Regions from separate parts of the Homo sapiens genome. Here region 2 is linked to region 1. Evidence: chromatin contacts called from ENCODE Hi-C or POLR2A ChIA-PET data. All regions are on one chromosome and are shown on one strand. Each heading gives the region's core, a stretch centred on a gene start or an enhancer-like site at or near the end of the contact. The rest is flanking DNA. Distances are from core to core; before and after follow the strand shown. Region 1 holds the start of EML1 (EMAP like 1). Region 2 holds the start of YY1-DT (YY1 divergent transcript).

Evidence for each region. A loop is a pair of places that touch in the nucleus more often than their neighbours do. ChIA-PET counts read pairs that join two places held with the same protein, here RNA polymerase II (POLR2A). Pooled maps may share reads with other maps.
Region 2: a map of CD4-positive, alpha-beta T cell shows a loop between it and region 1 (4-fold over the local background). The contact joins the promoter of YY1-DT here to the promoter of EML1 in region 1. A Hi-C loop is called at or near these places in 1 of 168 maps with a recorded cell type or tissue (CD4-positive, alpha-beta T cell) and 7 of 50 pooled maps. POLR2A ChIA-PET finds 5 or more read pairs at or near these places in 2 of 52 experiments (AG04450 and HEK293T).

What each region holds. Positions count from the first base shown.
Region 1 is chr14:99,790,821-99,796,341 of GRCh38, reverse strand. It overlaps EML1 (EMAP like 1), which reads right to left and starts at 2,929. Exons shown (of 22, transcript NM_004434.3): 1 at 2,799-2,929. The coding sequence starts at 2,865. RefSeq lists an enhancer at 2,177-3,008 and a silencer at 2,756-3,235.
Region 2 is chr14:100,235,183-100,240,526 of GRCh38, reverse strand. YY1-DT (YY1 divergent transcript) reads left to right here and starts at 1,906. Exons shown (of 2, transcript NR_189150.1): 1 at 1,906-2,056. It overlaps YY1 (YY1 transcription factor), which reads right to left and starts at 1,383. Exons shown (of 5, transcript NM_003403.5): 1 at 604-1,383. The coding sequence starts at 1,282. RefSeq lists silencers at 1-461, 732-781, 1,272-1,341, 1,492-1,571, 1,632-2,231 and enhancers at 472-631, 1,469-2,321.

The DNA of each region.
Region 1 (5,521 bases), core at 1,680-4,179:
CCACTACAAATTATGAGGAGAGACACCAAGAAAGAAGTATAAGAGAAGACAGAAATTTCATTCATTAGAACAAACTTTTCTCTTTCTCCCTTCTCATTTACACATTATCTTCTCTCTCTCTCTCTCTCTCTCTCTCTCTCTCTCTCTCTCTCTCTGAGACAGGGTCTCACTTTGTCACCCAGGCTGTAGTACAGTGGCACAGTCATAGCTCACTGCAGCTTCAAACTTCTGGGCTCAATCAATCCTCCCATCTCAGCCTCCTGAGTAGCTAGGATTACAGGTTCAAGCCACCATGCCCAGCCAACTTTTAAAAATTTTTTGTAGAGGGGGGTCTTGCTATGTTGCCCAGGCTGCTCTCAAACTCTTGGCTGCAAGTAATCCTCCCGCCTCAACTTCGCATATCTTGATCTTGTCTTTATTTGACCAGAAGGAAATTAACTATGACAGTCATCCAAATAATATGTGTGAATTATATTTTCTAAAGCTGTAACCATGATTTTTTAGTTTCTGTCACTATTAACAGCATGACGCATACTGAACATATGAAAATGTATGAGTTCATGTATTATGCTGCTGTCTTGCCATTGTAATGTAAGTCTCTCATTTAAAAAGAAAAAATTGTTTGCCAATGTAGCTAATGAAATATCCAAATGTTTAATTTAGTTCCTAGTGAAATGGCATTTCTGTGATCCACTGCTTTAATTGAATCATCATAGTAATTAACTGACTTGTATTCATTTATATCTTCACTTAATGAAAGCCTCTTAAAATGTTTCACATCAAAACATCTGTTGCCTAAGACATCACCAGTTAACATTGACTTCTGCCCCATAGGCCACTCTTGCTTTAAACTTTATTCATTAGACAACCTAAAAAAAAAATAACAAATACAGAGCTGAGAACTTTTTGAGAAAAGTAATTCAATAGTTATAAAGTGATCTTATTGTTTGATTCTAGTTAAGGTGGTTTTTCTTTAAACCAATACTTCTACAAAATATAAGAGTTGGTTTTTACTTTCTTCTGGACATCACCACCAGTAAAATACCATGCCAATATCTCTAGGCTGGCAATTAAAAGGAAAATGCAGAAAACGAAAACATTCATGAACAGACGTGTAGGTCAACTTCATGACTAAACTGCTATTTAGGAACAGTATGACCAGGCCCCAAACAACTGCTCCAATAAAAATATCTAGGCTCATTTTCATATCGCAAATCAAGCTGTCAATAATACGCCCACAGATTAAATTTGTAAGACCTGATGCCTCAAAGTCATTTAATACAAATTTCAGCCACATATCTTTCCAACTAAGCATAGGGAGAATTCTACCATAAGCATATAACTACTTTTTAGATCAAAAACAATAATTCAAATATGATTGATTATAAGTCAATTAAGGAACCTATTCAAAATGTTAATTGAGGAATCTATTTAACCTACTGGAGAGCAAAACCGTTCCCATGACTCTATACTATAAAGTATTCCAGGGACCACCAGCATACCAAATACATTCTACCTGCCCTCAACACCTTCTGAGGCTCAAAAACACAGGTGTTCTGCTCTTGGAAACTGGCGTTAAATTCAGAGAAAAAGCAGAAACTTTCTTTAATTCCACTGAAGAGGGAATTACTAAATTCATGAAGGCCCACAAATGGTTCAGATGTAAAGTATAAGCTGCAAAAGCTATCAGAGTATACATTCTACCATGAACAAGATGATAAATTTCACCAGAGATAAAAAATACCACTACAGAGGATGAATCAACACACTCATTACTCTTTACTGCTACAGTGACAAACAGGTGTCGAATAACAAGAAAACTTTCCCTAAATCACAATACAATAGCAAAATAAATTGCTCCAGTTGTCAAAGGGTCTAGAATTCAAAATTATTCCGACTGCACTTAAGCAAATTCTATCAAATACACATTTTTTTTTCCCATTAACAAACTTTTGGGGCCCTTTGATGGAGCAATAAATCCAACATGTAAAAAAAAAAAAAAGTGTGGTTAACTTTTGTGCGTGAATTATCACACATCATGTTCTGATAAAATATTCAGTGTGCTATGAAAATCTTTTTCAACCCTGCCAATGAGACTGAAATCTTTCAAGCATGTAGGATTTCATATTTTTAAAAAGATGCCATATTGGTGGATATGAATGTTTCCTTCCTGTAAAATTGCAAAAACAAAAAAAGAAAAAAGAATCCATTATCCCATAAACAAAATAAGAAGCAACACTGAGGCCAGGTCCACTTTGGCTTTCCATTTAAAAAGCTCTAGATTGTATTAAATTGTGATGATTTCATTAAAGTAGACCTGAATGGGTTCTGGGGGTCCAAACACTGCGTGCATCCTCGCAGGAGGGTTTTGTTATTAAAGGATTTGTTTCCCGAGTTCTTCATCCAGTCATTTCCAAACAGATGTGGGTCGGGAAGCAAAAAAGCAACACGTTCCCCGGAACGCGGAGGCTGCCCGGGCCTCCCCGCCGCCCTGTGCCCCACGCGCCTCCGCCCGGGCGCGCTCCGCGGGTGCTGGAGCCGGCGGGGTCCGCGCGCCAGTGCCGGGAGCCGGGGTGGCGGCGGGGAGCCCGGGGCGGCCCGGAGCGAGGCGCGGCCCCGCGGCTCCAACACAATGCGCCGGCGGCGGGAACGGGGACCGCGCGCCCCTCCGCAACAACTTTGCGCGGCCTCGCCCGCGGCCGCCGGGCCTCGGCCCCTCGGCTTGGTCCCCGCCGTCGCCGTCGCCGCCGCCCGCCACCAGCCGCTCGCCGCCCCGGCCCCGCGCGGCCGCCCCTCACCGTTGCAGAACTGGAGCAGCGAGGACGTGTCGTACAGGCTGCTGTAGCTGGAGAAGCCGTCCTCCATGCTGAGGCCGCCGGGCCGCGCCCGCTCCCCGGCCCGGCCGCGCCGCCGCCGCTCACCACACACTGAGCTGAGCCCGACCGCGACCGGCGCTGGCGCTGGGGCCGGCCCTGCTGTGGCGGCTGCTGCTGCCGGTTACCATGGCAACCCCGGGCCCGCCGCCGCCGCCGCAGCCGCGCGAGCCCAGCGCCCGCTCCGCCCGCGAGGGGGCGGCCTCGGCGGCCGCGGGGCCCGGGCCGGGAGGGGGACGTGGCGGGGCGGGGCCGAGCCTCCCCGCGCCTGCGGCCTCTTTCCCCGCGGGGAGCGCGGCCCGGGCGGCCTGGGAGCCGCAGGGGCGCGTCTGCCGCCCGCTGTCCCCTTGGCCAGGCCCCGCCTCCGCGCACGGGGGCTCAGGGGCTGCGGGGCGCGGCGGGCGGCCCTTGCGGGGGCGCGGGGACAAAGACCAAGGCCGGGAGAGAGCGGGCGCGTGGGGCCCGGGGTAACCTCCGCCACGGACACCCAAGCCCACCCGCCCCCGACGCGCTGTTCCCGCGCCCGCGGGCAGCTCCACGACCAAACATGGACAACGCGCCCGCACATTTCGGCCGTTTCCACGCCGCGGCTCACTGTGGCCCACATCCGACCGGCGCGTTCCTCTGTCCACACGTTTTTCCGCGGCAGCAAGGCCCTGCCTCAGTGAGACTTAGCACGGGACTGGCAAGTCAGCTCGAACCTTCGCTCACACTGGGCCAGAGAGGCTATCCTGGTACCAGGCTGGAAGTCCCCCGTGTTGAGGACTCGACGCAGCTAAAACATCGCTTTGTGGTTTCTCTATGATCAGCCCCTGGGATACAGATCTGTCACGTTACAGGCTTGTTAACTTGCTACAGGACTAAGGAAATCAGTATTTATTCTACATCAGAAAGACACCAAGAGTTAGGAGAAAATAGCGCAGTCGGAGAAACACATAGATCTATGAGTTTGTAACTTTTCCAGGCCATACACGTATAAATGCTGTTAATGGTTCGCATTTTATACCCATGGAGTAAAGTAAGTAAAGATGCGCCAAATAACGAGTGGGAAGCAATAAATTAGAATATATAAAATGGATCATCTAACCCAAGAATGAGCTTGGTCCCAAAGAGACTGCAGAACGTTTACACTTCCTGTTGCATCAGTCATAATTCAGTTCCATGCCAAAATCTGAAATGGTAGGTACTAACTTGTGCAGGTTGAATAGAGTAGGTGAAATAAGAACTGAGTAAGTTAAAATTAGGAAAACTCGTAGGTCTCGCTTGGGCTCAGAGGCCTGTCCTTCCAGAAGCCCAGCTTGGACATCAGTAGATGGCAGGTGAGGGACAGGGCTCTGTCACTCTGCGTGCGGCACGGTTAGTGCATGGGTTAGTAAGGACTGGTGCTATATGCTGTGGGCAGAGGGAGAAGTTTAAGAGCTTATTCCTGTCCTAGCAGGATTGTTAATTGGGAAGATACATTGTGAGTGAAGGCTGAAGGGCCACAGGTGCTGCGGGTTTGACTGTGACTTGGTGGATGGAGGACAGTGGGCAGGACACTGCTAGTGAGGAAAGAAGGAACGGTGCCTGCAGACATTGTGCAGACAAGTGGGAAATAAGACTGGACTGAGGGCAAGGGGCCAGGTAAGAGAGGCCCCAAGAGCTGCAGAGGAGCCTGAACCAGACTTGGGGGGAGATGGAGGAACGCTTGGAGGGTTCACGCAGGCAGGCCACTGTTGAGAGCTGTGTTAGGGAGCTGGGTCTGCCTGCCGACTGGGCTGCAGGGGCCGCGGCCTGTTGCTGGAACAGCCCAGGATGTCTGCAGTGCTCCAGAAATGAGGCACCAAGGGCCGGCCAGAGGGAAGTTGCTATAGGACCATACAGCTGGAAAGACAGGAAGGTCAAGCGGGGACAGCACAACCTCCAATTAGAAGTGCCCTGTAGCAACTGGAGAGAAAGAATTGAGATTTGGGAGTTGTCAGCAAAGGGGTTGTAGATGAAGTCTCTAAAGAAGAGAATAGAAAATCGGACAGGGGCTGGGGTACAGCCTTGACAAAGGAGAGAGAAGGACATTCCGAAGGAATGGTCAGAGAGGCAGGAGAATCAGCAGAGGACATTGTCTCTCTAAGCTAAGAGCACAGAAAGCTTCCAGTGGGCATTTGCGTAGAGTTCTCTGCAGGAAGAGTCAAGGAGGATGAGGCTGGGGTGAGGCTCTTCTGTCTGGTGGCAGAGGGCTCCCAGGTGACCTGGAGCACCCTGGTGATGCAATAGGTTGCTGGATATCAAAGGGAGAGGGCAGGTACATGCACGTTAGAACACTTTGGCAGGGAGGCCGAGGGCGGGGCTTATGCCTGTAATTCTAGCATTTTGGGAGGCCGAGGTGGGCAGATTGCCTGAATTCAGGAGTTCAAGACCAGCCTGGGCAACATGGGAAACCCCGTCTCTACCAAAAAAAATACAAAAAATTAGCCAGACATGGTGGTGTGCACCTATAGTCCTAGCTATTTGGGAAGCTGAGGTGGGAGAATCACCTGAGCCCAGGAGGTAGAGGTTGCAGTGAGCCAAGATCACACCACTGCACTCCAGCCTAGATGACAGAGTAAGACCCTGTCACAAAAAAAAAGGAAAAGAAAAAAAGAAAACTTTGGCAGGGAAAGGAAATGGGGGGA
Region 2 (5,344 bases), core at 657-3,156, 450 kb before region 1:
GAGTGCCAAGCCCCCTCCTTCTGGAAGGTGCCACCGGGGAGCAGTTGGGAGTCCGGGGAAGTTGGGGGCGGGCGGGGCAAGCGCCCGCGGCGCCCTCCAGCGGCCGATGGGGTAACGGCAGCGCCGGGCGGGGGCGGGGGCGCGCGTCCCGGAGGCAGCAATCCCTGGCCCGCGAGGCCGCGGCGCAGCCCCGCCAACGACCTCCCGCGTCCCGCCCGGGCCGGGGGCGCGCAGCTGCCGCCACAACGGGCCGGCGGGCGCGCCCGTTGATGCGGGCGCGGGGAGCGAGGGCGTCGGGGAGCGAGCGCGCCGGCCCCTCCCCCGGCCGTCTCCGCCCCGCGCGGCGCTTCCCCCTCTCGGAGAAACTACGCCATTGCGGCCTAGCCGGGCGGCGCCGGCCCCTCCCCCCCGCGGCCTGCCGCCATCTTCGCGGCCCGCCGCCCGCCGCCGCCGCCGCGCCCCCGCCGCCGCACGGCCCGCCATCTTTTGGGGCCGCCATACTTGCCCTGGCGAAGAAGATGGCGGCGCCCATCACACACATAAAACATGGCTTCCCTTCAAAACAAAAACATCCCGGGGCCGGGGCGCGCGGCCGGCGCTCACCTGAGGACCACATGGTGACCGAGAACTCGCCCTCCAGGGTCTTGATCTGCACCTGCTTCTGCTCCCACTTCTTGTTGCCCGGGTCGGCGCCGCCGCCGCCCGCCGCGCCGGCCCCGCCGCTGAGGTAACTCTTCTTGCCGCTCTTCTTGCCGCCGCCCTTCTTGACGCGGCCGCCTCCCGACGACGACGAGCCGCCGCCGCCGCTCTTGCCGGCCGCCGCCACGGTGACCAGCGTTTGTTCAATGTAGTCGTCGTCGCCGCCGGCCGGCGCGGGCACCGGGATGAGAATCTGATCCTCGAAGCCGTCCTCGGCGCGCAGCCCGTCCGAGTCGTCGCCGCCCACCACCTCCTCGCGCGTCTGCACCAGGATCACCTCCTGGTGGTGGTGCACCTGGGTCGGGTCGTCGGTGACCAGCGGCTGCAGAGCGATCATGGGCGGGTGGTGGTGGTGGTGATGGTGGTGGTGGTGGTGGCCGGCGTGCCCGTGGCCGCCCCCGCCGCCGTGGTCGCCACCGCCGCCGTCCTCGTCGTCGTCGTCCTCCTCCTCCTCCTCGCCCACCACTGTGGTCTCGATGGTCTCCACCGGGATGGTCTCCACCTCGATCTCGTGCAGCTCCACGATCTCGGCCGGCATCTCCGAGCCGTCCGTGGCGATGTAGAGGGTGTCGCCCGAGGCCATGGCTGAGGGCTCCGCCGCCACGGCCGCGGCGGCCTCGGCTCCTCGGCTGCGGGCGGGCGGGCGAGGAGGCGGCCGGCCGTGGGGAAGGAAGGCAGAGGGAGGAAGGCGGCGAGCGGGCGGGGGGAGAGGGGGCGGGCGGCGGGGGAAGGGGCGGGCGCCGCGGCGGCGGCGGGGCTTCCCCGCCTCCCTCGCCTCGGTGCGCCCGCGCCCGCGCTCGCTCGGCCGCTGCTCGTCTCGGCTCCCCGCCTCGCCTCGCCTCGCCGCAACCGCCCGCCCTGGCCGCGCCTCCTCCCGCCCTCCGGGCCGGCGCTCCGCTTCCCCCTTCCTCCTGCGCCTCCGCCTCCTTCCACACAAATACCAACTCCTCAACCCGAGCCCAGATCTCGCCGCCGCCGCCACACTCTGCTCGGGCCCGGCCTCGCGAGACTTCCGCGCTGGCCTCAGCCCGCCCCGCCTCGCTGCCACTCGCCCGTTCGCCCTCTCGATTCTCCTCTCGGCCAATCGATCTGTCCGCTGGCCTCCGCGGCCCCGCCCACTCGCCGGGCTCCTCCCGGATTGGGGCCGATGGGACCGGGGGCGGGGCGGCTCGCACGCGCCCTGGCTGGCCCGCGGCGCGTGACGTCAGCGCGCCGCCGCCGCCGCCACCGCCTCCCGCTTCCCGGTGTCGCGCGGCTGCCGCCCTTCGCGGTGCAACAGCCACAAAACCCGCCGCCTCGGGCCGGGGCCGCACTCGGGAACGGGGCGTCGCCGCTACAGCCGCTGCCTTGGGAGCCGGTGAGCGGTCCGCGCGGCCCCGGGCACCACGGGGGCGGGAGCCTGAGGAGAAGGGAGGGAGGGGCCGGCCGGGAGCGGGGTTGAGGCGGGTGGGCGGCCCGGGGGCCGCGCGGGGAGCGGCTGGCGCGTGCGGGGCGGCCCTGTCGCCCCAATAAAGTCTGCTTTGACGAGAATCGCCTGTGCTTCCTTTTTCGCGTCGGGAGGTGTTTGTTCTTGTCGCCTGGCTTCGGGCGAGCGATGGCCGCGGGGTGAGTGTGGAGGACCGAACGGACAAAATCGGGCGACGCGGGCAGCGTCCGGTATCTCGCCGCGAGCGCCCGGCGGGGTGCGGGGCCGAGCGCGGGGTCGGCGCGAGCTCGGCGGAAGCGCCCGCGGAGCCCCAGGGCCACCGTTGGGAGGATGTCCGTTATTCTTTAGTGACCCGCGGAAACCTGAGACGCAGCCGTTGGGTGCCTGTTTCCCCGTAGATCTTAGAACTACAGGGTCCTGGCGGCTTTCTAAAATTTTCTCCTGAGCTTCCCCTTCTTTGCTCTCCAGTCAGCCATTGTTTCCCTTGCCCACCCTTTCCCCCTATTTGTCACTTTCATAGGTGCTCCTTTTTACGCCCACCAGGTTTTGCATTTGTCTCATTTAAAATTCCAAATTTTTTCAGCCGTGTCCTCCATTGTACCTGCAACAGAGCCTAGATTTTTTTTTGTGGCACGGATTAGCGGCAAGTTAAACCTTCCTGAATGAGTTACATTGCAGCGAAGTGTTTCTGCTCTTATCTGTCCTTTTGGTCGACCTGACAATTTGCCTTAAAGCAAAACAAAGATTTCCTGATTTTTAAGGAAACTATGACAAATTGAAGAGTTGGAAAGGTGTGTCTTTGTTGTACTCGTTTGGCCGATTTAACGCCTCTGTGAATTTGTTCAACTTAAATATTATCAACATTTACTGTTTTGTAATAGTGTTCATGCAGTTGAGGCCCATGATTTTCTGAACTGTACGCAATACATTAATCTTAGGCTCAACTTGTTAAAACAAGTAGACTATACATTCTCATTAAAAGGCAACTTTATAAATCCTAGTCCCTTCTTATTGCTAAATCGCATTGGACTTGACTTTTGAGAATATTAGTGTAAGGAGTGACAAATTAGATCGTTTTCTCTTTGAATCTGAGCTTTGAAACCTGAATAATTCCCCTTGGAGTACTGCACCCACTCAGTTTGGAAAAGTCAAATCTGTTGAATTAAGTCATCTCTGGCTTTATAGCTTATAAACTCTGCATAAATATTTCATGAATGGAAACCAGTTGTGGGAGAACTTTTACATGTCTTAATGCTTTTTAAATTTCACTTTCCCCACTCTCTAGTAATTGATGGGGAAATGGCACTGCAAGTAGTTGATACTTCCCCATAAACACCAATTGTGAGAGCAAGAGAAATGAGGGAATTACCCATTAAGCATCCTGGTTTCTGAGCTGTAGATCTGTAGGTGTTCACATTCAAGTGGAGAAAGCCCAAAAGGATTGAAAGCTTTGAGGAAAGGTAGTAGGTCAGAAAGCACTAAAATGCTCCTGAAGGCCATCCTAGTACCTGCTCCAGAAAATAGCTTTTTAAACTTGCCCCATAGGAGGTGACCTGTTAGGCCTTAAGTTTTTCTAGTGGGAGATATTCTTGTTTTCTACTGTTTAACGGTGGAGTATCTTATGACTAGACATGCAAAGATAATGTGTCGTGTGGCTCTCGCTTGCTTGCACTTGCTAAAGGTAAAAATTATTTTAAAAGGACAGGTCAAATTGCAGTTTCAGAATCATGGGATTCTAAAAGTGAGGATAGGCTGGGCGTGGTGGCTCACACCCATAATCCCAGCACTTTGGGAGGCTGAGGTAGGTGGATCACCTGAGGTCAGGAGTTCCAGACTAGCCTGGCCAACATGGTGAAACCCCGTCTCTACTGAAAATACAAAAATAAGCTGGGCGTGGTGGTGCACGCCTGTAGACCCAGCTACTTAGGAGACTGAGGCAGGTGAGTTAATGGAAACCAGGAGGCGGAGGTTGCAACGAGCCGAGATCGCGCCACTGCACTCCAGGCTGGGTGACAGAGTGACACTCTGTCTCTAAAAAATAGTAATAAAAGTGAGGATAAATTTAACTGCTGTGGGTTTTTTTGTTTTTGTTTTTCTGAGGCAGGGTCTAGCTTTGTCTCCCAGGCTAGAGTGCAGTGGCACAATCATAGCTTACTGCAGCCTTGAACTTCTGGATTCAAGCAGTCCTCCCATCTCAGCCTCCCAAAGAGCTAAGGACTACAGGTGCCCCACCACATGCCCAGCTAATTAAAAAATTTTTTTTTTGGATATGAGGTTTTAAGGGCTCTGTTGCCCAGTCTGGTCTCCTGCCTTGGCCTCCCAAAGTGCTGGAGTGCACCTAGCCTCCCTACTTTTATTCTGTTCTGTTTGTACAAAATGCATTGGGATTCCCTCTGAATTCCTAGAGTCCTTTTATTTTGGCAATAATTGATTATTGTCTCTCAACCCTATCTGAGCAAAGGCCATGGCTTTGTCAGCTCAGTGCCTTGTGCATGAAGTGATGCCTTGTACGTGAAGCTTGCTTTTTTTTTTTTTTTTTTTTTTTTTGAGATGGAGCCTCGCTCTGTCACCCAGACTGGAGTGCGGTGGCGCAATCTTGGCTCATTGCAACCTCCGCCTCCCGGGTTCAAGCGATTCTCCTGCCTCAGTCTCCCGAGTAGCTGGGACCATAGGCCCGCACCACCACACCTGGCTAATTTTTGTATTTTTATTAGAGATGGGGTATTGCCATGGGTGGCCAGGCTGGTCTTGAACTCCTGACCTCAAATGATCCACCCACCTCGGCCTCCCAAAATGCTGGGATTACAGGAGTGAGCCACCGCGCCTGGCGATCACTTGCTTTTTGATTCATGCAAAAACGTGAAGTTTAAAGTACCATGGCAGAGGGGAATTCTGTGTGATGTTGCTTGACCATTTCTTAGTCACTACAACCTCCGTCTTCTGGGCTCAAGCGATTCTCACTGCGGTGAGCCGAGATCATGCCATTGCACTCCAGCCTGGGGAACAAGAGCAAAACTCCATCTCAAAAAAAAAAAATTGAACATCAGCAACTATAGAAGAAATAATATTAGATACATCACAACAGTTGTGCAGAGCTTTCTAGAATCTCCAAGAAATCAGAGCTCACTAATGGCTGAGGAGATGCAGTGACAAATATTCTACAAGTAATATTCCTTTGACTACCTTCTCAGCACAGCAGCAGGACAAAGATGTGGACTG